Regions from separate parts of the Homo sapiens genome. Here region 1 is linked to region 2. Evidence: chromatin contacts called from ENCODE Hi-C or POLR2A ChIA-PET data. All regions are on one chromosome and are shown on one strand. Each heading gives the region's core, a stretch centred on a gene start or an enhancer-like site at or near the end of the contact. The rest is flanking DNA. Distances are from core to core; before and after follow the strand shown. Region 1 overlaps CCDC73 (coiled-coil domain containing 73). Region 2 overlaps CCDC73 (coiled-coil domain containing 73).

What was found. Hi-C counts contacts between places; a loop is a spot of excess contacts on that map. ChIA-PET counts read pairs that join two places held with the same protein, here RNA polymerase II (POLR2A). Pooled maps may share reads with other maps.
Region 1: a loop to region 2 is called in a pooled map, with 2.2 times the contacts of the local background. The contact joins two enhancer-like sites. A Hi-C loop is called at or near these places in 1 of 168 maps with a recorded cell type or tissue (PC-3), 1 of 37 single-sample maps with no recorded cell type and 1 of 50 pooled maps. POLR2A ChIA-PET finds 5 or more read pairs at or near these places in 2 of 52 experiments (IMR-90 and OCI-LY7).

The regions. Positions count from the first base shown.
Region 1 is chr11:32,705,973-32,709,115 of GRCh38, forward strand. The region is part of intron 3 of CCDC73 (coiled-coil domain containing 73); the gene reads right to left. Among named protein-coding and RNA genes, the nearest start is that of CCDC73, 87 kb to the right of the region's middle. Within about 2 kb of position 1,484, at least 3 of the 41 ENCODE cell types and tissues checked have a DNase peak (open chromatin) inside an H3K27ac peak, as active enhancers do; they include PC-3, where a contact is called at or near this core.
Region 2 is chr11:32,657,034-32,660,360 of GRCh38, forward strand. All of the region lies in intron 9 of CCDC73 (coiled-coil domain containing 73), which reads right to left. Among named protein-coding and RNA genes, the nearest start is that of EIF3M, 75 kb to the left of the region's middle. Within about 2 kb of position 1,783, at least 2 of the 41 ENCODE cell types and tissues checked have a DNase peak (open chromatin) inside an H3K27ac peak, as active enhancers do; they include PC-3, where a contact is called at or near this core.

The DNA of each region.
Region 1 (3,143 bases), core at 234-2,733, 49 kb after region 2:
TAAAAAATAATACTGTCTGTACCCAGATCTATATCAGCTGAAAAAAAAAAAAAAGAATGAAAAAGGCAAAGTGAGAACATCACAAGAATGACTTAGGAAGTCTCAAACCATTTAGGAAACCAGGCAGATTTAGAAAAACTGTAGATGTTTGACTAAATCTTTCAGGGGCTATCCCCAAAGTTCTTCCTGTGAAAATAAAGGTGACTCTAACCACACCTGCAAGGAAGGAAGGAAAGAATGAGTCCACTGGAGACTTCAGGGATAGGTTCCTTGAGGAGTAGATTCTGAAGCTGTTGACTTCCAGCTCTTTCCTCAATTTTTGTGAATAGCCTTAAATACAGAACCAGGGAATTTAATATGTAACAAATTTGTAATGGGAAATAGCTCTACTACTAGATCTCCAAATCTACATCTTCAAAAAAAAGGCTTAGAACACAAATAAAATAAACTAATGGCTTCACAAATAAAATAACTAAATGTTCCCACTGCGGTCATCAAGCACTAGAGGAGAGTGCCTCTTGGTAAAGACACGTATAAGTACTTATACGCAGAAAGTACATTAGAAAAATAATTGTCATGGTCTAGCTAAGAAAATAAAGGAAAATAATCAGTGGGCAAATCAATGACACTGCTATGGGGAGAAATCGTGTATTCAACTTCTCATTTTATTCTCAAACTTGCAAAGAGAAATTTCTCTAAATATTAAAAGTAACCTCTCTCTTGAAGCCAATGAGCTACACAGATAGGGGTATCTCAAATAATCCACAGATATTCTCCCTGTTTCAGCCTGTTAACTGCCAACCTCGGTTCCCCAAATGAGAAATATTATTTTCCTTTACAACATCATGCCCATCAAATTAAAAGATAGGGATCTATTATGTAAACAGAATTGCAAAATTAAGTTCTCTCCTGTTTTTTATTTTCCTTTTCTTTTCCCTCAGATCCCTGATGACTTTCCTGTTCATAATCAGATCGTAGCTAATTTAGATGTTGACTTACTGGTAACTTTATGTATGATCAAACCAAATTGAAGATCTCCATGAAGTAGCACTTTGTGGGAAAAAAGTTTTACTGATATTGGCAGTAAGGTTCAGATCCACCCATCTAAACCTCTACCTAAGTTTACAAAATACCTCTAAAACCAGATGCTAAAGAAGAACTAAAGCCAATAGTCCAAAGGCCTAATAGAGAAAAGATGAGTCATACCTTATGAAGTATGACTGGTATAAAAATAGTCACAGTAAAAATGAGTCAGTCTTTAAACACTGTTGTTTCCCAGTCAAAAAACCCAGTGAATGAGGATAAAGATTTGTTCAAGACCTTAAGACCATAAATAAAATAAACATTTTACCCACTTCTTTGTATTACTGAGCCCAAGTACTATGTTATCTTCAGTGCTACTCGAAGTTACTTTTTTTTTTTTTTTAACCACTATAGATACGTGTTGTGCTTTCTATACTGTCCCTTTAGATCAAGATAGTCAACACCTATTTGTTTTTTCCTGGGAAAGTCAAAAATTTACCTGGATAGTGATGCGTCAGGGATTTACTGAGGAACCTCAAGGATATTAAATTTCCTTGTAACACTACACTTGCATAATATGGGGACAAGTTTTTTCGACGTTCTAAAGATGTGGAGAGTTGTAAGACTGATTCCATTTATCAACTTACTCTTTTAGCAAGGTCGTGAAAATTCCAAAAAAAGTTTAGAAGTTTGTCAGAACAAAGCACATTATTTACGGTATGATTAATCTCAAGGGGGTAAATGTATCACTCCTGATGAATTATAAACGATTCAATACTTTCCAAGGCTGGTTACTAAGAGACAATTAAGAATTTTTCTGGGTTTCACTGGCTGCTTCAGACAACAGGTTCCAAACATTTCTGAAATCACCCCCACCTCTATATAACTTACGTGCTCAATAATGGAACATCTCCCTCAGGAACTTAAATTTTGTGGCTTAAAAATAACTTTGGGTTCTTGTCATGAAGTCATTGCCTAAGCCAATGTCTAGAAGGGTTTTTCCAGAATTTTTATGGTTATTCTAGAATTTGTATGGCTTCAGGTCTTAGATTTAAGCCTTTGATCCATCTTGATTTGATTTTTGTTAAGGTGAGAGATGAGGTTCTAGCTTCATTCTTTTACATGTGGCTTGCCAATTATCCCAGCACCACTTGTTGAAAAGGATGTCCTTTCTTCACTTTATGTTTTCATTTGCTTTGTCAGAGATCAGTTGGCTGTAAGTATTTGGGTTTATTTCTGGGTTCTCTATTCTGTTCCATTGATCTATGTGCCTATTTTTATACCAGTATCATGCTGTTTTGGTGACTATGGCCTTGTAGAATAGTTTGAAGTCAGGTAATGTGATGTCTCCAGATTTGTTCTTTTTGCTTAGTCTTGCTTTGGCTATGCAGGCTCTTTTTTGGTTCCATATGAGTTTTAAAATTAGTTTTTCTAGTTCTGTGAAGAATAATGCTGGTATTTTTATGGAAATTGCATTGAATTTGTGGATGCTTTTGGCAATATGGTCATTTTCACAATATTGATTCTAGTTATCCATGAGCATGGGATGTGTTTCCATTTGTTTATGTCATCTGTGATTTCTTTCAGTGGTGTTTTGTAGTTTTCCTTGTAGAGGTCTTCCATCTCCTTGGTTAGGTATATTCCTATGTTTTTTTGGTTGTTGTTTGTTTTGCAGCTATTGTAAAAGGGGTTGAGTTTTTAATTTGATTCTCAGCTTGATTGCTATTGGTGTAAAGCAGAGCTACTGATTTGTGTACATTAATTTTGTATCCTGAAACCTTGTTGAATTGATTTGCCAGTTCTAGGAGCTTTTTGGATGAGTCTTTAGGGTTTTCTAGATATATGATCATACTATCCACAAACAGCGACAGTTTGACTTTCTCTTTACCAATTTGTATGCCCTTTCTTTCTTTTGTCTGATTGCTCTGGCTAGGACTTCTAGTACTATGTTGAATAGAAGTGGTGAAAGTGGGCATCCTTGTCTTGTTCCAGTTCTCAGAGGGAATGTTTTCAACTTCTCCCCGTATAATGTTGGCTGTGGGTTTGTCATAGATGGCTTTTATTACCTTAAGGTATGTCCCTTCTATGATGATTTTGCTGAGGGTTTTAATCATAAAGGG
Region 2 (3,327 bases), core at 533-3,032:
AAAATGGAAAATGACTCAATCCTAAGAAAAATTCATAGATTAGAGAAGAAGCCAGTATATAAGGCTGAGAAATAAAGTCAACTGAGATAGGAGGAAACCCAAAAGGAAGCTGAAAGAGGAGCAGCAGAAAACAGGGCTACTAATACCTTCAAAGTTCTACATGTTACAGCTTTAGCCACCCAGGGAAAAACTCACCCAAGTATATCCTAACTCCAAATTCAAAATCCAGGAGAAAGGACTCATTGGTCTTAGTTCAAATATCACCTTTGGATATGTACACTGCATAAAATGACTGCTAAAGTAACCACGTGAGTCAAGAGATAGGGCTCTATTCTTAGAAAAGCAGGCAGACAAATTGATGTCTGGCATAAAGAGAACAATTAGTATATATCGAAGGAATGAACCAAAGTTTGAATGAAGGGGGTAGACCTTGAGCTGGGCCTTGAAGAATGAGTAGTATAGTGGATATCCTCCATTTATCACTCCTGATTCACTTCCCACCCTTTCTCCACACTGCTCTGTGCCCTATGTGGCTGATATCTGTGGGTATAGCAAACTCTCTGCCTTCTGGCTCCTGATTGGGTTAAATCTGTGGGAGGTACTAGTAGATCAGTAGGCTATAAAGAGAAAGAGAATGAGGTATTTTACCAGCTCCCTCCCTACTAACCACAAATTGGTAATACCTCTATATCTTTACCAAAGATCACAGCTAATCCTAGTGATTTGGGAGGCTAAGGCAGGAGGATTGCTTGAAGCCAAGAGTTCAAAACTATTCTGGGCAACAAAGCAAGACCCTGTCTCTAAATAAATAAAAAGATAAGCCAGGCATGATGGTGTATGCCTCTGGTCCTAGCTACTCAGGAAGCTGAAGCTGGAGGATCACTTGAGCCTAGGAGTTCAAAGCTGCAGTGACCGATAATTGCGCCACAGTGACCCCCCACCGCCCCCATCTCTTAAAAATAAAAACCCACCCCCTACCCTAGTCTCTTTAAAAAAAAAAAAGAAAAAGAAAAAAAAACCCCACAGCTTCTGCCTTAGGCTTTCTTCTGCAGCTATAGCTACAGCTCTTTCCAGATTCCAGCATCTGCTTCATTCCCTTATCTCTTCAGGTACAGGTGTGCTAATCATTCTCCCACTACTTTTATCTGTGGGGTGCTTCACCATCCCTTGTTGTTTTCCCTTACCTCTGTCTACAACTACGTAAATAGCTTTCATTTACGTAGTTCATTAATCTTTTCTCAATTACCATTCCACCGTGCCACCTCTTTCCTGGTCCAACCCTGTTTAGTACAAGTACATTGAGAGAAAGCATTTCAAGTATGGGAAGGGATGTAGAGGAAAACAAAACCAAAAGGCAGAAAGAACTAAGAATTATGCTAATGGCAACAAAGAATTTTGGCTAAAATAGAATGGAAGATGCTTGTTAAGAAGCAATAACAAACAATATTGAACATGTAGAATGGACCAGATCATGAAAGCTCTGGAAAGCCAATTAAAGAAGCCTGGGACTTGATTTGGTAGGCAAAGGAGAATTATTTATCATTTCTTCTACATATACCAAGTACCTCCTGTGTGTCAGGCACATAGAAGTTAAATCAGTATCTTAGTAAACTTAGTCTGGCAAAAAGAATGAATAAAAACTTGAGAAAAGAACACTGGCTAAGAGGCTATTATATTAATCCAGGCATGAGATGATGAGTGTCTATAGTATTGAAAAATGGAAAGTAAAAAATATGAGACATTCTAAAAAAAAATATAATAGACTGAACAAAGAGAATAAAGGAAAAAGATGAGTCAAAAATGAGTCAAAGATGATTCTAGAGTGACTAAGTGAAACTGGAAGAAAGGAAAAGGGGACCATGAAATGCGAAAGGAAGAAACACAAAAATGGAAAGGAAATAGAAAGTGTGCTTCACTGATGGAAGAGACAAAAAGTATATTTAAAATTACACAAAATAAGAGACAGAAAATGTCCTGAGACAGATTCTTTCAAAAGCTAAAAAAATACAAATTATTAAGCCTGAACCATAGGTTAACTATTCTCAAAAAAGTCCTTCATTTACATTTTTTTCAAATTACAAAAGGCTGAACATGAGGAATTCCCTCAAATAAAGTTTCTATGTATCAGTCATGATTCACCTTCACAGGCAGCAAGATAGCTTCCTTTGAAAGGAGAGTTGCATGAATTTTTTTTTTCAGAGGTAGAGTGGATGGGAGAGTGAAGAACCCAATGTGTGACCTGTTAACCCTGAAGTTACAATAAGTCACAAAAGGAGATGATCTACAGGTAGTTGAACATATAGAACCAGAGATTAAGAGAAATGTGAGATTGAAAAACTATGTATGCCGTCATGCACATGAAGTGAATGGCTGACTAAAGTCTGAGCTCACTGAAACAAAGACTTTGAGAAAAGCAAAACTCTATCCCAAAACTCTATCCTTACAGAGTTTTGGAAGAATGGAGGAAAAAGATAATCAGGGAGTCAGAGGAATTTATTTTAAGAGTAGACGACCTTGGAAAAGTTAACTATGACATAAATGTCATAAACCAATCATTTTATGTTTTAAACATCCATAAATTTGTACAAAACACAGTATTTGGTAATGAAAAACACAAAGTGTCAGTAACACTTAGGATGCTTTAGCTATAAATATCAGAAAACCATAACTAAACCACAAAATAATCAGGAAATTTACTATCCTATAACAGGGACCACAAAGTTAGGCAGGCTGGTTGACCTGGATACTCGATATAGTTCAATATAGACTAGTTATTTTCATGTCTCCACTTTCCATTCTTGGGCCTCTTCCTTAGACTATTAACAAGAGGCCAATTCAGGTATTACATGGCAATTGTATCATTCTGGGACTCATTAAAGAGAAAGAAAATGTTTCCTTGAACTACCTCTTGCTTGCCAGAATTGGATCACATGCTCATTCCTGAACCAAACACTGCCATGAGGAATAGAGTAATATTAATTGGCTTGGAGACGGAATGAGGTGGAATGAATGTTGGGGAATTATCACAATGTCAGTTACAAGAACAGTTTCAGCTAATGTTATAAAAATTACAGATTGCTTAGAATACTACTGATTACAACCATTATGCAAAACAAAGTGAGGCAAGGTGGAAAATCTTTTTTATAAGCTGCTTGACATTAATTCACCCAGTCTCTTTGGGTCAGTTCTCTCTACCAAAAAAAAAAAAAAAAAAAAAAAAAACAGGTTGGATCCAGTTAACCACTTTCAAATCACGCCCTGAGAAGTTTTAGCAGTTCCATGGTACCCCTCCAGGGCTGCTAACAGAGAAGAGAAGCCAACAGGTAT